2 separate regions of the Homo sapiens genome follow, and region 1 is linked to region 2. Evidence: read pairs that join two places in POLR2A ChIA-PET (ENCODE). Cell type or tissue: Panc1. All regions are shown on one strand. Each heading gives the region's core, and the rest is flanking DNA. Links, peaks and the distances in the headings are about the cores only. Region 1 overlaps ZBTB26 (zinc finger and BTB domain containing 26). Region 2 overlaps NR6A1 (nuclear receptor subfamily 6 group A member 1).

What was found. Peaks named below come from ENCODE experiments on the same cell type or tissue, not always from the same donor. Only the 100,000 strongest peaks of a DNase experiment are listed, where the experiment ranks them.
Region 1: POLR2A ChIA-PET joins it to region 2 with 5 read pairs; 2 of 35 experiments call an interaction of 5 or more read pairs at or near these places.

The regions. Positions count from the first base shown.
Region 1 is chr9:122,920,197-122,929,635 of GRCh38, forward strand. The region is part of intron 1 of ZBTB26 (zinc finger and BTB domain containing 26); the gene reads right to left. Among named protein-coding and RNA genes, the nearest start is that of ZBTB26, 6.6 kb to the right of the region's middle. RefSeq lists enhancers at 1,293-1,793, 1,794-2,294. In Panc1, for the core only: no CTCF peak of the experiment used is centred there; no DNase peak of the experiment used is centred there.
Region 2 is chr9:124,589,580-124,599,018 of GRCh38, forward strand. The region is part of intron 2 of NR6A1 (nuclear receptor subfamily 6 group A member 1); the gene reads right to left. It also overlaps the pseudogene LOC100419284. Among named protein-coding and RNA genes, the nearest start is that of MIR181A2HG, 64 kb to the right of the region's middle. In Panc1, for the core only: no CTCF peak of the experiment used is centred there; no DNase peak of the experiment used is centred there; H3K27ac peaks cover 1,285 bases.

The DNA of each region.
Region 1 (9,439 bases), core at 562-8,561, 1.7 Mb before region 2:
CTTTTAAAGATACTTATACGAGAATAGTGCTTGGGATAGTCCAAGAGTATCTTTTAACTTCTCAAATGAGAATTCTATCAGGTTTCTAAAGCAAACTAAAACATAACCCACACAAGTAAAGATGAAATAATTATCTTATTTTATATAAAACTGTGAACCTGCTTCTTCTAAGGCAAAAGCAATTGTCTCCCCACTTCAGAACTCTAATATGGAGATTTTCACCTCTCTGGAATCATTCAGTAAAAACTGGTCTCTGAAGAAGAGAGAACCTACAGCAAACATGGGTTCCTTTGCTCTTTTTCTTTGCTCTATATTTTAAACAACTGCACTGACACTGCTTGTCCAATTCCTGGCCAAGCCCTTTTCTGTTTAAATTGATATGAACTTATTCATACAAGTATTTCTGCAATAAAATGAAAGTCACAGAACTAACGGGACAATGTTTAGGCAAAGACAAAGTTCTTTGTCCTGTCCATTCTGGAAAAATCTAAACTCCGTTTTAAGGAACACTTCTTTATAAAGAAAATAAGATACTTGATGTAGAAAAACGACATGAGCTATATGGTGGGAATCTGAGTAGCGGTAACATAGATCGAATCAATCCCTATTAGATTTTGTTCTTTAAACTTTATCCCTATTTATCAATCATTAGTCATTATGTGGACTACTAGAACTGATTCATAAATGTTGCCTTGGCTTCCTGCTTATGTTCCCTCTAATACAGTTTTCATACCACCACATCTTTCAAAAACAGAGATCTGATTATACCCCACCCCTGCCTAAACTCCTTCAGTGACTTCCCGTTGTCTCCTGGATGAAGACTAACCTCTTGAATATAAACTGATTAATGAAACCCAATCATAATTAAGGTAAACACTGGAAAAACCCATTCAACAATGGAGAAGGTATCTTTCCCCAAACTGTCTGCATACTGATTCCTTTATATAGCAATTCCTTTGGTGAAAGTCTCCATGTTCTGATTCCATACTCTCATAAATGATTTTCTCATAACCTGGCTTCCCATTTGTCTCTCTCAAGGGAAAAGATAAATTTGCCATGCCAACACGATAATTCCAGTCCACTAGTCACTGTAAACTAATGACATAATGAATTGACATTCTCTTTATATACCAGTCTTCTATGAGATTGGTAGGTATGCTAGGTCTGTCTTTGAGATATAGCTCTATAATCTCAGTGCATCAAGAAATTCACTGAATTTTATGTATTAATCAACCCCTTAGTTCAGAGTCAGATGAGACAACCAGCTTCTCCTGGCCACATCTGGACCCCAAAGTCCAATCTTTATCATCTTAACTTCTGTAACAATGGATATCAGCTCCTGATGGCAGAGTCCAGGTTTTATTCTTATTCCTTAATGCCTGATACATAACAGCTCTCTCTTGGCTCCAGACCTAATGATACTTGTTTCCTTAGTTTAAAACACTACTTTCTAGGCTGGGCATGGTGGCTCACGCCTGTAATCCCAGCACTTCTGGAGGCCAAGGCAGGCGGATCACCTGAGGTCGGGAGTTCAAGACCAGCCTGACCAACTTGGAGAAACCCCATCTCTACTAAAAATACAAAATTAGCTGGGCGTAGTGGCACATGCCTGTAGTCCCAGCTACTCAGGAGGCTAAGGCTGGAGAATCACTTGAACCCGGGAGGCAGAGGTTGTGGTGAGTCAAGATTGCACCACTGCACTCCAGCCTGGGCAACAAGAGCAAAACTCCATCACAAAAACAAAAACCAAAACAAAAAACAAGCCAGGCATGGTGGCTCATGCCTGTTATCCCAGCACTTTGGGAGGCTGAGGTGGGTGGATCACGAGGTCAGGAGTTCGAGACTAGCCTGGCCAACATAGTGAAACCCTGTCCCTATGAAAAATACAAAAATTACCCAGGTGTGGTGGCACGTGCCTGTAGTCCCAGCTACTCAGGAGGCCAAGGCTGGAGAATCACTTGAACCTGGGAGGTGAAGGTTTCAGCGAGCCGAGATTGTGCCATTGCACTCCAGCCTGGGTGACAGAATGAGGCTCTGTCTAAAAAAACAAAGTAAAATAAAACAAACAAAAACACCACTTTCTAAACAATTGTGACTCCTTTATTTTCTCTGAGAGGCCCTTCCCTGACCGCTTAATAGAGTAGAATTGTCTCTTCTGGGCCCATTGCATACTTCTACTGTAACACTCAACACACTTTATTAAATACTTATTCCTTCCCATCCAAACTCCAAGTTTCATGGTATTAGGGGGAAGTATCTCCATCTAATGCTGGGAACTTGCATCTTCTAAGACAAAATATTCTTTACTTTTGCTTTGAATTATATTATACTTATTGCAGCTACATTGCTTGTCCCATTACTGGCCAAACCCTCTTCTGTTCAAATCAGTGTGTATTCCCATCGCCTAAGACTGCACTAAATACACAGCAAGTGCTCAGTTTGCATTAGTTGAACCTATCAGATTAGTTTGACAGTGGTAAGGAAGAACTGTTGTTAGGAAGACCAGCTTAGTGTCTGCAGAAGCATTGCAGGTCTGAGGCCATGATGGCCTAGAAAGAAATAAAAATGGGAATAAGACGAAAGGAAAAATAACAAAAGATATTTCAAAGAACTTGGTAACTGACTGGATATAGAGAATGAATAAAAGGAATGTGTAAAGATTCTACATTTAGGAGTTCATTTGAATGAGAATGGCATTGAAAGAAGGTGACCGGCCAGGCACAGTGGCTCACACCTGTGAGCACTTTGGGAGGCCAAGGCTGGTGGATCACGAGGTCAGGAGATCCAGACCATCCTGGCTAACACAGTGAAACCCCATCTCTACTAAAAACACAAAAAATTACCCGGCATGGTGGCGGGCGCCTATAGTTTCAGCTACTCGGGAGGCTGAGGCAGGATAATTGTTTGAACCCGGGAGGTGGAGGTTGCAGTGAGCCGAGATTGCGCCTCTGCACTCCAGCCTAGGCAACAGAGCAAGACTCCATCTCAAAAAAAAAAAAGAAAAAAAAAAAAGAAAGAGAGGTGAAATTTAGGAGGGGGAACTGGTGTGGCACCAATATAAGAAGAAGTAATAAGTATATTAATAAAAACACAAACAAAGCATAATCTTTCCCCTTGTATGACATTTTGAATGTACCGATAATCACAATAAATACAAAAACTGCATTGAGAGAGGAGCGATGTAGACAAGCAAATGAAACATCAGAGAAAAGACAGTGAGTATCAAACATGAAGGGAAAATGTAGAAGATATACAGGGAAAATGTCAGTAATTTAAAGCAGCAAAACTATTATCATTGGTCACTTTTAGCAACTGCAGTAGCTTAAAATACTCATTTTGGATTTGGAGTGATGAATGTTCCAATTTGTAACCAGAGTTGTAAAAATGACTGTTTCAAGTGGCCAAACAAAAGTGGCATTCTTTTTTAGCATTTAGCTGGTTTTGAAGGTGCCTATGAAACCCTCAGATCAGTATTTCCCTCCTCACACCCCAAAATAAGCATTCATTGGTTCTACCTATATTATGACAGTACTCACAATGCTTTAGACAACTATCCTCAGAGACAATTGTTCCTTGCTCTAAAGATGAAGAGCTGGAGTGTAGTTTCATTTAGTCATGTGTCATATGACAGTGTTTTGTTCAACAATGAACTGCATATACAATGATGGTCCCATAGAATATAATACCATATTTTTACTGTACCTCTTCTATATTTAGATACACAAACACCATTGTGTTACAATTGCCTACAGTATTCAGTATAGTAACATGTGGTACAGGTTTATAACCAAGGAGCAACAGGCTGTGTCATACAACCCAGGTGTGTAGTAGGCTATACCATCTAGGTTTGCATTAAGTATACTCCGTGATATTCACAAAATGATGAAATCACCTAACGACGCATTTCTCAAAACACATCACAGTTGTTAAGTGATGCATGACTGTGCTTCCTATCCATCAGTTCTCAAGAAAATTATCAACAACAGCAGCCAACCAGATAGTTCAGGGAAGTGTTTGCTTTGATCTGTCTGCTGTAGTCTAAGAATGTGAGCAAAATTTATTGGTTTCTTAAAGGATGTTTTCCCTAGGATGTGTCAGCCCACTCTATTGTCTCTCTCTGATAAATTCTTATTTCCAGGCCACACATCTTATCCCTTAATTGTTTCCTTTCACTAGTTTCTCTTTCCAATAGACTGTTAGTTATTTGAGGGCAATGACCAATGGTTTGTTATACTTTATACAGCTCATTTGACAAAAAACAGAAGAATAATGAGTTCTTAATGTTCCCCCATGAAATTATTACTAGGCTATGGTACAGATGCTCTTCATTATGATATCTTCTTTTGAGTGCCTAGGGAAAGCTTTCTTTCTAGGGTTTGTTACCAAAATAGTTTTGGCAATATAAAACCAAATTTCAACTTTCTTTTTTTTTTTTTTTTTTGAGACAAGGTCTCACTCTGTCATCTGTCACCCAGGCTAGAATGCAGTGGCGTAATCATAGCTCACTGCTGCCTTGGCACCAAGGCTCAAACAATCGTCCTGCCTCAGCCTCCTGAGTAGCCAGGACTACAGGTGCACACCACCACACCTAGCTAATGTTTTTATTTTTTGTAGAGGCAGGGTCTCGCTGTGTTGCCTAGGCTGGAGTGTAGTGGCGCAATCAAATCTCGCTGTAACCTAAAACTCCTGGGTTCAAGCAGTCTTCCCACAAGGCCTCCCAAAGTGCTAGGATTACAGGCATGAACCTGTTTTAAACACTTAAAAAAAATTTTTTTTGATAGTTAAAAAAAGTTTCTTATGAACCATCTTAATTTTATTTAAAAATAAGAGAAATGATACCTAATCTTCCTTGCTACATTTCAGGTATAGATGTTATACCTAAATTGACCCATTTAGGCCGAGCACAGTGGCTCATGCCTGTATTCCAGCACTTTGGGAGGCTGAAGTGGGCACACTGCTTGAGCTCAGGACTTTGAGATCAGCCTGGCCAACACGGTGAAACCCCGTCTCTACAAAAAATACAAAAATTAGCTGGGCGTGGTGTCATGCGCCTGTAGTCCCAGCTTCTTGGGAGGCTGAATGGGAGGATGGCTTGAGCCCACGAGGCAGACGTTGCAGTGAGCCATGATCATGCCACTGCACTCGTCTGGGTGAAAGAGCCAGATCCTATCACAATAAATAAATAAATAAATAAATAAATTGACCCATTTAATCGTGAAAATTTCTACAGGTAAGTATTACCATTATCCCACATTTTGTATATGACGAAACTAAGCTTAGAAAACATAAATAACTTGTAAACCCCAACGGAGGTTGAAAGTGTTAAGTGTTAGATCTGGAACTGGTGGTTTACACTGCATGATGCCAAAATCCAGGTATGAAACAACTAATCTAGGTACAATTTTTTTTTTCTTGTTTTGAGATGTAGTTTCACTCTTGTTGCCCAGGCTGGAGTGCAATGGCGTGATCTCGGCTTGCTGCAACCTCTGCCTCCTGGGTTCAAGTGATTCTCCTGCCTCAGCCTCCTGAGTAGCTGGGATTACAGGTGCCTGCCACCATGCCCAGCTAATTTTTTTTTTTTTTTTTTTTTGGAGACAGAGTTTCACTCTTGTCACCCAGGCTGAAGTGCAATGGGCTTGCCGCAACCTCCACCTCCCGGATTCAAGTGATTCTCCTGCCTCAGCCTCCCCAGTAGCTGGGATTACAGGCAGGCGCCACCACGCCTGGCTAATTTTGTATTTTTAGTAGAGACGGGGTTTCTTCATGTTGGTCAGGCTGGTCTCGAACTCCCGACCCGGGTGATTCACCTGCTTCGGCCTCCCAAAGTGGTGGGATTACAGGCATGAGCCACTGCGCCAGGCCTAATTTTTGGATTTTTAGTAGAGATGGAGTTTCACCATGTTGGCCAGGCTGGTCTTGAACTCCTGACCTCAGGTAATCTGTCTGCCTCAGCCTCCCAAAGTGTTGGGATTACAGGTGTGAGCCACTGCACCTGGCTGGTACAGTTTTATCTCAAGGATAATAATTGTGTAACTCGGCTAGGTGCGGTGGCTCACACCTGTAATCCCAGCACTTTGGGAGGCCGAGGTGGGCAGATCATGAGGTCAGGAGATCGAGACCACGGTGAAACCCCGTGTCTACTAAAACTACAAAAAAAAAAATTAGCCAGGAGTGGTGGCGGGCACCTGTAGTCCTAGCTACTCGGGAGGCTGAGGCAGGAGAATGGCGTGAACCCGGGAGGTGGAGCTTGCAGTGAGCTGAGATTGTGCCACTGCACTCCAGCCTGGGCGACAGAGCGAGACTCCGTCTCAAAAAAAAAAAAAAAAAAAATTGTGTAACTCTTCAGATTTCCTTCCTTACATTCAGTATCACAAACACAGGCCAAGAAAATTCATTGAGCTGCACACTTATGACTTGTATATTTTTGTTTTTGTTATGCTTCAAAAAAAGGTTTATGTTTAAAAACAAGTTATAACTTCAAGCCAAATTTGCATGAAATTAGAAGACTTAAATGGCAAGCATATATGTATTAGTCATATTCCTGATTGCATATTATGCCTTTATCCTTATTATACCTTTCTCATCTATTTTACTTTATATTATTTTCCATCTTTTGTGTATTTATCTTTGTGGACTGAAACTTAATGCCATTTGCAAATAAAGCAGACAATAAAAATTATGAATATATTTGATTTCACAATCCCCAACTGTAGGTAACTTCTAAGTATAGCAGTAATTACTCAAAATAATCATAAAAATCACTCAGATAATTCTAGGTTATAGTCAAGCTTCTTGTAACTGAAGGAAAGTAAAGAACTGATCAGGTAGATCAGAGACACAGTCATCATATTTTGTTGATTCTTTCCTCAGAATGATCACCAACTCCTCACTCCTCCATTCTTACATCATTGCCATAGTTCAGGTCTTTATTATCTATTGCCTCAGTTACTGAGATTAAATCTGAATACTGTTGAGTTTCTATTAGCAAGTTTTGAATGATATTTCTCAAACATCAATGTAATGGGAATATTCTCACTTCCTCTTCATTTATATTTATACAATCCTTCCACAATTATAACTAATTTGAAATTTTCCCTTTGTTCAAATGAGGATAGTAAAAAATGACTAATTACTGAATATTCCAGGTGGGACAATGTAAATTGCTATACTACAGGCAGTGAGAAAATAGTTTCTTTTCTCAAATGCTTCTAATAACTACTGGCAAGTAAAATTTTTCTATCTGTATAATAAATTCTTAAGCTAGGTATCAGTTTGCTTCCTCACCTGTCTCATAAAAGTGCCCTTATCTTTCAACTTACCACTCAAAACTACTTGGAAATCTTTGTCCCTCATTGACATGGTATGTTCTTTTTCTAAAGAGGCTGTATTATACTACAGCCTTTCTCTCTATAAACCTTAATCTTGTTCTTCTTTTAGGTAACTTTCATGACACGATACTCTCCAAGTTATCAAGCTTTTGTTTCAACTTTTAAGTAATATATACAGAATGTATTCTTCTTGAAAAATTTTTGAAGATTTTAGATGTAATTCCCCTTCTCAACTGCCTACCACTCAGTATTCAGTTTAAGTTTGATCCTTCCTGACTCTCCCTCCTTGCATTTTGTTTATTTATTTATATATTTATTTATTATTTTTTGAAACGGAGTCTTGCTCTGTTGCCCAGGCTTGAGTGCAGTGGTGCAATCTTGGCTCACTGCAACCTCCACCTCCGAGTTCAAGCAATTCTCCTGCCTCAGCCTCCTGAGTAGCTAGGATTACAGGCATGCACCACCAAGCCCGGATAATTTTTGCATTTTTAGTAGAGATGGGGTTTCACCATGTTGGCCAGGCTGTTCTTGAACTCCTGACCTCAAGTGATCCATCCGCCTCGGCCTCCCAATGTGCTGGGATTATAGGCATGAACCGCTGTGCCCGGCCCCTCCTGGCATTTTAAAAACAATACTTCTATATGTCTAGCCACAAAAGTATAACGTAATTAAGTTTCTTATACATAAACTATACATATTGTTTTGCAACTTACTTTTTTCACTCATTGTTTTTGAAAGCAATTTATGTTGATGAATATAGATTTAATTCTTCTTTTGATTTTTTTTCATTTTTTGAGACCAAGTCTCGCTCTGTTGCCCAGGCTGGAGTGCAGTGGTGTGATCTCGGCTCACCGCAACCTCAGCCTCCCAGGTTCAAGTGATTCTCATGCCTCAGCCTCCCACCTCCCAAAGTGCTGGGATTACAGGCGTGAGACACCACGCCCGGCCTAGTTCTTTTTTTTGAACTGTTATGTGGAAGTGGGCAAATTACTTAACTATTGAACTGTTTTCCACCATTGTTTTGCTGGTCTGTTCTTTGAGGCTTCACTAAATTGTATAAGGGTAAGTATCTCTTTCAAAGCTAAGTCTCCAATTTTTTGCTATTTTTTTCAAAAAGCCTGTCTTCTGTTTCTCAATGTTTTATTACCTCCCTATGTTAACAATCCCTAAATCCCAATCCCCATGGCCAAACTTAACCAAACTAAATCTCAATTCAAGGTACTCAAAAATACCTGTTCTAGGCTATTTCCCTATCACTTGAAATGCATGATGCCTGCACTCATGCACTGTCTAAACTTCAATAAGCCAAAAAAATTTCTTATGGAGAATGGCTTGGAGAAAAGTACAAGGAAGCATTTTAGTATGTGATTACTCTAAACAGATCAAGACAGAATGGCATGGGCCTGAAGAGAGACAACAATAATATGGATGGAGAGGGGAAACAGATTTGAGAGACATTTCCAACAAAGAACTGATGGGCTTGGTGACCAATGTGGGGAAAGGGTCAAGATGACTCCAAGATATTTGGTTTCTGTAACTGGATATCTTTGATGAATGTCATTCAGCAAAGCAGGGAATATTGGAGGGCATGATCATGAGTCTGGTCTTGAGCCAGAGAAGCCTGCATGACATCAAGGTGAGGATTCATGAGCTGGATGGATATGAAGAAAAGATCTGATTACAGATGGTAAGTGATAAATGAAAGCATGAAAGTGGAAGAAATTAACCTAAATGGGCAGAGAGTGGAAACGGACTTAGGAAGAAAGAAATAAAAAACATATCAAACATAAATCCTTTACTTACCTTCTTCTCAACCTGGGTCTCTTTCCAAGCCTCTCCATTCTTATCAATGAGCCTCTCTTTGCTTAAATGTTTCCCACTCCTTTGGCTCCTATATTCAGTCACTGCATAGAGCAGTGGGTAAAACCATGGACTCTGGAGCCGTATTTCCTAGGATCAAAACCCTGCTCAACTACTTTCTGTGTAAACTCAAACCACTCTGCTTCAATATTCCCATCTATCAATAGTAATTTATTTCATAGGGTTGTTATGGAAAATAAATGATTTAATTTTTTAAAGAGCTTAGAACAGTGTCTGGTATGTACCCTATA
Region 2 (9,439 bases), core at 647-8,646:
TTCATTTGCATTGCTCTTCTTTCCACACTGACTTGTGCACATTTTGAGATTAAATGCTCACAGGAATGGTGTCTGCTTTTTTCTTTTTTCAAATATCTAAAACATACATTTTCTTGTGCAGTGGTTATTTAATATACCATAAATAAATATATCTGATACTTAATAAGTTATCCATAACTTATTAGCTCCTTTAAAAAGCAAAGCTGGCTGGGCACCTTGGCTCATGCCTGTAATCCCACCACTTTGGGAGGCCAAGGCAGGCAGATCATGAGGTCAAGAGATCGAGACCATCCTGGGCAACATGGTGAAATCCCGTCTCTACTAAAAATGCAAAAATCAGCTGGGCGTGGTGGCGCATGCTTGCAGTCCCAGCTACTCAGGAGATTGAGGCAGGAGAATCGCTTGAGCCCAAGAGATGGAGGTTGCAGTGAGCCGAGATCGCACCACTGTTCTCCAGCCTGGTGACAGAGCAAGACTCTGTCAAAAAAAAAAAAAAAAAAAAAAAAAAAAAGCAAAGCTAGTCTACTGTAGCCATCACACTGAAGCCACATGCTGAAACTTCATAGAAAGGAAAACATTTCGCTAATGGTAAATAGGATGCTAACAGAGAAACAGAAAAATGAGGTTTCGACTCTCTCTACATTTTTGCCAATTGTAATTCAGGCCTCTAATTTTACCATGTTAAGAAAAATATTAAAATATTCTATTTTGCAGCCATACATTTGGAAGAGCAAATAAGTCACAAGAAATACCTAGCAAAAGTAGTTAAAAAAAAAACCCAAAAAGCAAAAACCCTCAAAGAAATACAGGGCCCCAAAGTGAGAGCAAATCCCACTGCTAGCTCATCTTCTCCCCCAGTCACTCTCAAAAGCTCCACTTTTTAAGTGGTGAATATTCAACATCTGTTAAGCAACATTAAAACTATTTTTCCTTCTTTGTAGATCAAAAAGGAGATCTGTAGTTTAGGTGAGGAATTCTAACTCACCTCTGTTCCTAGTGCTTAGAAAATAGTAAATACTTCATGAATGTTAGCTGCATAATAATTTTATATACAGAGATTAGAATAACAAGCCATTGATATAACCCCTGAACCCAGAAGGCAGAGAGGTTGACAACTCCAAAGTTAGTAAGGCAATGATTAGCATGCTAACAACATTCCCAACTTCACTACTTCACAGTAAAGCTCCTGAGAAAGGGCTATCAAACATGGTCATGGCAACTGTCTTGGCATCTATTTATCTATCAAAACACAGGAAATTAAGACTAACTTTATTATCCTTCTTTTCCTGGTTATGATTTAACATCTCTGTTACCTTAAAGCCCATCCCCCTCTCCATTTTCTTCCAATCAACAGAACTGTAAAAGACTTTCTGTAGAGAAAAGGCCAGAAATTTTGCAGGGACCCATTCATGACTAATTATCACTACCACAGGAATAGCATATTAACACTGCAATTGGTTCTAGAAGGCTCAGCAGCTGGCCCCACTGGTTGTACAGCATTTTCAAGGCTAAATTTCCAAAGAGCCCCTCCCTTATTGTTGCTTACCGAATGGAGGCACTCCCTGGAGACCTTAGAGTATAAACACCACCAGCCATAGGCTCACCCAAGAATTCTCTTTTTCTTAATTTCCCTAAATTTGCTCCTCTTTGAAACTCATTTCAATTCAAGCCACATTAAGCATGTTCTGGGCACTCTTGACAGTTTTCTTATTTAATTCCCATAGCGGTCCTGTGAGATAGGTATTACTATCCTCTGTTGCATATATAAGGAAATTGAGGTTCATAGAGGTCAAGTGACTTGGCCAAGTGACAGAGTCAAGCTGATGAGGTTCTTTCTCCAACACCAGGAAGCCTGTAGCAAAGCCATATACGTAGCCAAGTTTTTATGAGCCATCTGGGCAACAGGGGACGAGTCCTTGCCACACAGACCAAGGGATCCATCCAGAGGCAACAGAAGCAGCAGTAGTTTTTGTTTTTTTGTTTTAATGGTTTAAAAATCCTACAGGAATTCTGATTGGTCCCACTAACAATCCATCGAGGCTCACCAGCCGGTTGACTCCTGACCTTCCATGCTTCTCATCCTAATTAATGCAAGGTCCTTGGATCACAGTGTGAGCATCAAGACCCTGTTAGAGTTAGCAATGACCTTTACATCTATCAGGCTTTTCAAAATATGTAAAACAGCTGTGCAGTGTGAACACCTCCCCCACCCCCCACCACACACCCTGACCAACTCTTAACCTTGAAATATGGGTAGATGCATTTTTCCTAATTATAGCGTTTTCCCCAAGTTTTTAGGAAATGACTTTTCACACAGCTAAAAACCATTTGAGATGTAGCTTTTCAATTGCCCAAGCAAACTACTGAGGCATGCAAAAAGAAGATTCTTGCAAATAGATTAATTTCCTCGGCTTAAAAAGAAACCCCAGTAGCAGGGGAACAGAAAAAAACGAATGATGTGAAAAAATTGGTGGTCGCGGGGTGGGAGATTGTTTGGTTGCCATATTTGTGCCTCTGATATCCTTTTGTTCTCCCACCTCATTGTATTAAGGATGCTAAATCAAACATGATTGCAGCGATGTTTGTGTGTGAAAATGACAAAAGCAATGGGCCAAAATCCCAACCTCATCTTGAACCCTGAGGACTTTTATGGCTTTTCCTTCACTAGGCCCTCCCCCTAATACACATTAAAGACCACATTGTTCAAAAGGGTCATGGTAGGTTTCATACCCCATTTTAACACAACGGAAATGGTAACTGAATTTCCAAGTTTTGTTAGTAATATTTGTATGTCCATGGAAAATGTCCATTAAAATAATCGATTCTTTGGTTTAAATATTAATGGAGAATTACAATATATCAGAGGGGCAGAATCAATTGTGTCAAGGAGGTACTGTTTGCGGTGATTAAATCAGATTTTCTTCCTGTACATCATTTTCCCCAGCAAAAGGGTACCGATTAGAGATGGGTTAAAAATATCCAGATGATGTGAGGCATCCAGATATTTTTCCTAGCCTCAAAATTGTCCAGATTATGTCAGTTTTCAACTCAAGAAGCCTAGAATAAACTAAACTTGCTAATTTCAAGCGCAGGTCTCCCCGCCTCCCCTTATTCCATTTGTCTGTCTGCAAGCCACATTATGGACCCCCAGTTCATTTATGCATTTATTCCTGGAAGATTTCAAGTTGGGAGAAGACTATTTAAGGCTGTTTAGGATTCCATTTTTCTCAGCTGTTACCAGTCAGTTGTCACCAGTACTTTGGAAGTTTAGTAGAAGAAAGGTGGCAATGACTCCATTACTCTTTCCAAATGCCATAAAGAATTTGCATCAAGAAAGTACCTAATGAATTAATGCCTTAGTCCTCTGGAAAAGGATACAGTAAAACAGGAATGTTACAGGGTTTGGGAAAGGGGAATCTGAAAAATGAAAATCTGGGCTGGAGTAAAAGAATAACAAACTTGGTAGTGTTTTAAATATCACAATTTCATTGGCGGAACTGCTCACTTTCCCAAGCTCAGGTGTTTTTGCTTAACACCCATATAACATGTATTAAGATGTGGCACGATATCACAACTTTAGTGCATTTAAAAATCAAATCTACAATTTTTGTAGAGTTCTTGACTATAAGTCTGGTTTAAATTATCTCAAAATAACACACTAGGAACATCTGTTTAGCTCAGTTGAAGTTTCGAGAGCCAATACCAGCTGTTCGGGGAGGGATTTCGCACATGTGTTACTCAAATCCTAACCAAATCTTAGTTTTTTCATTCCCTTAATGATGCCTCCAAAACCAACAGGGTAAAGCAAACATTAGAATAAAAAAGAAGAGAAAAAGGGAGGGAGGAAGAGAGCAGAGAGGGGGAGAGAGAGAAGAAAAAAGATTACTTACTCAATGCTTTGATGCATGTGACCAAGACCCAAATGATCACCCTCTCCAATTCAATACAGTATTAGCATGAGGACAAAAGGCATTTAAAAATCAATTTGGAGTTATTTTTAGTGGGGGTTGCCTAATCTTTGCAAGTTGAGGAATGAGAATATTCCCCAACGTTGAAAGGGCACTCAAGTATTTTTCTCCTTTAAGCGGCAATCTAATTTTCACAGAGAATTCATTCGGTGTCATTGTTTTGGTTTTAGGTGTCTGTCCTGCCAGGCAGGGGCTGTGCACAAGGGCTGCATCTATCTTGAAGTGTGCACAATGGCCTCTCTTACGGCTCTCTCTCTCTCTCTGTTATTGATCCTTACAGATGCTCCAAAGCCCTTCCCCCACCTTTCTCCAAATCCCAACCCCCATTCTGAAAGATAGCTTAAGAAATAAGACTTCCTGCCTAGCGACTGGCAGGGCTGAAAGACCAGATTGTATGACTCCACAGATCAGGCCTGCCACAGTGAAAGCTTGAATAGAGTTAACCCTCTGTGAACTAAAACAAAACATTTGTATGCCCAGCTGTGACAAAGGTTAATTTAAATGGACAAGGGCCCAATATCTAAAACCAGGCAATGCTTTTTTTACAGTAGCATTTTCACTGACCTCTTTTGTAAGCAGTTGATTTTGCCTCTTAAGATTCCAAAACCTCCTACAACTGGGATCATTCATTTTGCTTTATTAGAATTTTCAATGAAAGATCTAGGTGAACAATTTTAAATTCATTTCCTTATTTTATGAAAGTTCTTGTTTTGGTACCGTAAGTTATTTTCTGCAGTTGAATGACTAAGAAGAACTGAAGTTTCAAAACTTAAATATGAACCAGGGGAGAACTTTCTGTGCAAACCTTTTTTCTCTTTCAGAGCTAGCAGACTACATATCACTAAGAGACTCAAGCTCGTCGAAAAAAAATCTAAATTCTCCAGAGTCATCCCTTCTAAACTCATGTAATTACTGCTCTGGGACTCTGCCAGCTCCTAAACTCCTGTCCAACAGATCCAAAGCAAATCTTACTTCTTAAACTACTCCTTTCTGGAAAAGCTAGTATATCCAGGATAGTTTAACAAAGAATTTCTATGCATACTGGGGGAGGAGGCTGTTCAAGATAAATAACAGGCCTTATATATAACTGGTATTTTCTACAAACTTTCTCTTGTTTCTGCTAACTTGCACTAAAAACCAATAATTCTGGCATGTAAGGTGCTGGGGTACAACATATAAGGGAGGAATGAAGCCAAGGTTACTAAAAAGAAGAATGCTATTATCAGAGGGGGTCCCACTTCCCTGGTTTGTGCATCCCCAGAGTGAGAATGAAACTGCAAAGCTGCCTTTGGCAGATGTTAGCCACGCTGCAAGAGGCTGGGAAGCTTTCCCAGGACCAGCTATTTCGTAGGGTTAATGCCAGTCCTAGAAATTTATCAACTGCTTCAAAGAGTCGGGAACTCTTCTCAGTAGTGCTTGCCTTTAAGAAAACCAAACTCTTGCAAACTCTTAGCTTGTACTTCATAAACATGGCAAAACTTTAATACTAACATTCATCCATTTTATCTGTTCCTTCAGCTGTATGTGTCTTTCCTGGCCTAAATAATAAAGTTGTGGAAAAGTGGGGTTTCTCACATAACTAGGAGACTATCCCAAATAAACAAGTTATAACACTAGTGACTATTCATTACATACACACACATGCAGAAAATGTACCCATTTAAAAAGCAACCCACTTAAAAAGAAATTAGCAATGGCTTAGTCTTATATCCCAAACTGTAAAGTATAGAAGCTCCCTACCAGAGGATGAGGTTGCCTTATCAATGGCCTCATGACCCCAATTCTATCTATAATTAACAGTAGTAAATAAGACTTTGGCAGATAGCGAACTGGATTAAGGAATTTAAAATACAAACAACATCTGTCAAGAAATAAACAACAATTTTTAATGTAAATTTTATCTATGTACTGACACGTATATTTAATTTTTTTAAAATCACTATAAAATTTAAATTAATCCCCTTTCTTCTGCTCTTCATCAACCACAACAATGAATTCACTGCAGTTCTCTCTCACTTTTCTCCATTCCAAAACATTTACAGCCACTTGCTACATACATGAAAACTTTCTAGCTGAACTCTGCGAAGACACAAAAAAAACAGTTGCCTGTGGACTGCCTCCCTTCTCCCTCAAGGCTATTTGCTCTAAACCTTCAAAGAAAATTTCTAACCCTTAGATTTGGGCCCCAGACTGTTCCTTACCTTCCCATGTCTCCATTTCATGCTTCTTGTAGTCTGCTGAAAAGTTCTATTGCAGCCATGAAGAAACAGAGATTACAGGACAAGTCCAGCTTGATGACTACCCTTCCGACACTTGGTCAATTCCTCTAAGCCGGGACTACGACAGTCATCCTCACAGGTCAGTTTACAAGCTGGTCATGTGATTGCAAAGTTCAGGCTCTAAGGTCACAACGTGTACGGAGTTCGTTTATTACCAAAGGTTATCTAAGTGGAACTGATAGACTTATTTTCTTTAGTTAACAATACTGCCTAGCACGTCTTTCTGAAAACTATTATGGGAACCATTTCATGGGAAATTCTCCTCCAGTCTTCTTTAAGCTAAGATCCTAAAATTAAAAGGCAGCATTTTAAAAGAATTTATTTAAAAGGGTTCTGGTATGTGGGGCTTTTCTTCTTTTTTTTCAAGAACTATTCTATGCTATAGTCTTCCAGACTGGGTTAGAAAATTTAAAGCCAAAACCTTTCGGTCTAAGGAAAAGACAAAACGGAAACTCAATGTTAGGTATGTAGGGTTTTTCTGGGGGGTATGGGGGGCGTGCAGAAGTGGGATTCCCTGTTTTCTGTCATTACAATAAACAATGACAAGGCAAATTCCTCTAAGAAAATTAATACACAGAGCTAAGAGTTGTTTGCAGGGCTTACTTTAACTCTAGCCCTTCATTTCCATGCTCTGGTTATCTATACTAGTTTGAAAGAATGCAAGAATGCTCTGGTTATACATATTAGTTTGGAGAAAGGAAACTAGGTCTGCAAAATCCTTTTACAAAGCAAAAGTTACTAATTTCACCACCCCCAATCCTTACCCTCAGCCAAAAGTTTACACCTTCAAACTAAGCTTCTTGCTTCATTCCCCTAAAACTCATAAGATCTTAAACAATCATCATGCTATAGCTTCCCTGATTCATGAACCACACCAGCAGCACGCAGCAGAGTGTATAACACCGAGTGTGCACATACACACTCATACCTTACCACAGTACCCCAAAGGCTGGCAAATTGGAGCCACGTGCTAATGGCACATGATGTCAAACATTCAGCTAAACATTCAAATATCAGGACACAATAAAAGGGCAAGCTCCACTAAGAAGGTGGAATGTCCCCAAGAGAAACTGATTTCTGAGGATAAATGCTTTTTAACTGTGTAAAATGTTTCATTCTATGAAATCTCCCCTGCCAATTTAGCTTTAGGAATAACTTAAAGGCTATGCACACTTTACAGCTGTATTCCAGAAAAAGGAGACCCTTCTTGGAGTAGGACTGGAATCTGTCACTTAGCAGCCATATAACTGAATGGCAAATATTGCTACTACCATTACTAGAGGGCTTTTCTAACCAACAGAGAGCATTAGGGTCATCTTACAAAGTAGAGCCTAAAGAGAAAGTGACCAATGATTTAGACGAGGAAAAAGGCTGTAATTTGTCTAAAAATAAATATTCTGCCACTGCCATGACACACTTTACCCCATCATAAATACACTGACCAGCTTTCCCACCCCCCACCCCAACCCCATAGATTAATATTTTCTTCTCAGTCCCTGTGGATTTAACGTAGTTCTTAAATGATTTTAGTAAAGTGACTACAAATAGAATGAGGGTGGAAAAAATGGAAGGGGAAGGTCCACTAGCAAAAAGCTACTCAACTGGAAACAAAGGGCAGCTCTCTGTCTCCCTTAAGGATATGGATTTATTAGAACTAAATATCTGCACACAACAGAGGTGTAGTAAGCCTCTGTGCTTTACTGCACCAACTTTTGGAGGAAAAGATGAATAAGGAGCTATTAGTCTAACTTCTGCTACCAAGACTGAAGCAGACGCCTTGATTTTCAAGGTGAGTCCAACTAACAATCCTTGATGCACCCATAAGCCTGAGAACAAATCTTTAACATAGCTTAAGGAGACAATTAAGTTTCATCTTTGGATATAGAGCCACATTTCTTCAGCATTCTCAGTCCCACAAGTTTTTTGAGAGCACTTTATAGACTCTACTGGAAGAGGCGAGAGAAGATGAACAGACACCACACTGCCCATGTGAATGCAAAAGATGAACTCTAAATCTTATTTATTTTTTTATTTGAGACAGGGCCTCGCTCTGTCACACAAGCTGGAGTGCAGTGGTGCAATCATGGCTCACTGCAGCCTCCACCAGGGCTCAAGCAATCCTCCCGCATGAGCCTCCCACGTAGCTGGGACTACAGGGGACTACAGGCACGCACCACCACGCCTGGCTAATTTGTAAAAATTTTGGGTAGAGATGGGAGTCTATGTTGCCCAGGCTGGTCTTGAACTCCTCGGCTCAAGTGATCCACCTGCCTTAACCTCTCAAAGTGCTGGGATTACAGGCATGAGCAACCACACCCGGCCTAAACACTAATTTTTAACTACGCCTCCAAGTAAGATTGTTTAGCTGGGGATGGGTGTGCACACCAGTAGTCCCAGCTGTTCAGGAGGCTGAGGCAGGAGGATGGCTTGAAGCCAGGAGTTTGAGGCTGCAGTGCGCTATGATTGTGGCCTCTGAATAGTCACTGCACTCCAGCTTGGGCAACAGAGTGACCTCGTCCCTACTTAAAAAAAAAAAAAAGAAGAAGAAGAAAAATCATTTAAGATTAACAGTACTGGAATTTATAAGTGGGAAGGAGAGAGAAAACAGGAAATCAACATTTTCTACTTGCTAATACTAGCTTTGAAATGTGGGAAAAAAGTAGATAAACAAAATTCTAAATCCAAACATACGTAGCATTTGCATACTGCAAATCTAATGGGGTCCAAATTATTATTTTTAAATTTTGTTCTTTATATAACGGCCTTTTGTAAAAATGAAATCAAATAAAAACAAACCAAAAAAGAGGGGCAGAGTAAAATTAAAAAAAAAAAAAAAAAAAAAACAAGGAAGGGAAAGAGAGGAAAAAAATAAGACGATTTATTGTTTCTCCTCAGCATCCTCCTTGGTCTTCTCCCTTCTCCTTCACCGAAAGAGCTTCTAGCTTTTCCGCCACTTTTTCGGCATGATCGCTTTTTTGCCGGATCTTTTCTTTTCTCTCTCTCCAATCTCTTTACTGCATTCTTCAAACTTTGTTTTGAATTTCTGTGCATTCTCAGCATTCAGGAAGCGGATGGCCAGCAGCTCTGGCTTGGGGCACTCGTCGTTCCAGACTCAGGCATGGTCATTACCCACGTTGGGTTTCAGCTCCACCATTGGCGTGTAGTGGTTGGCACAAATCTTCAGGGTCTTGT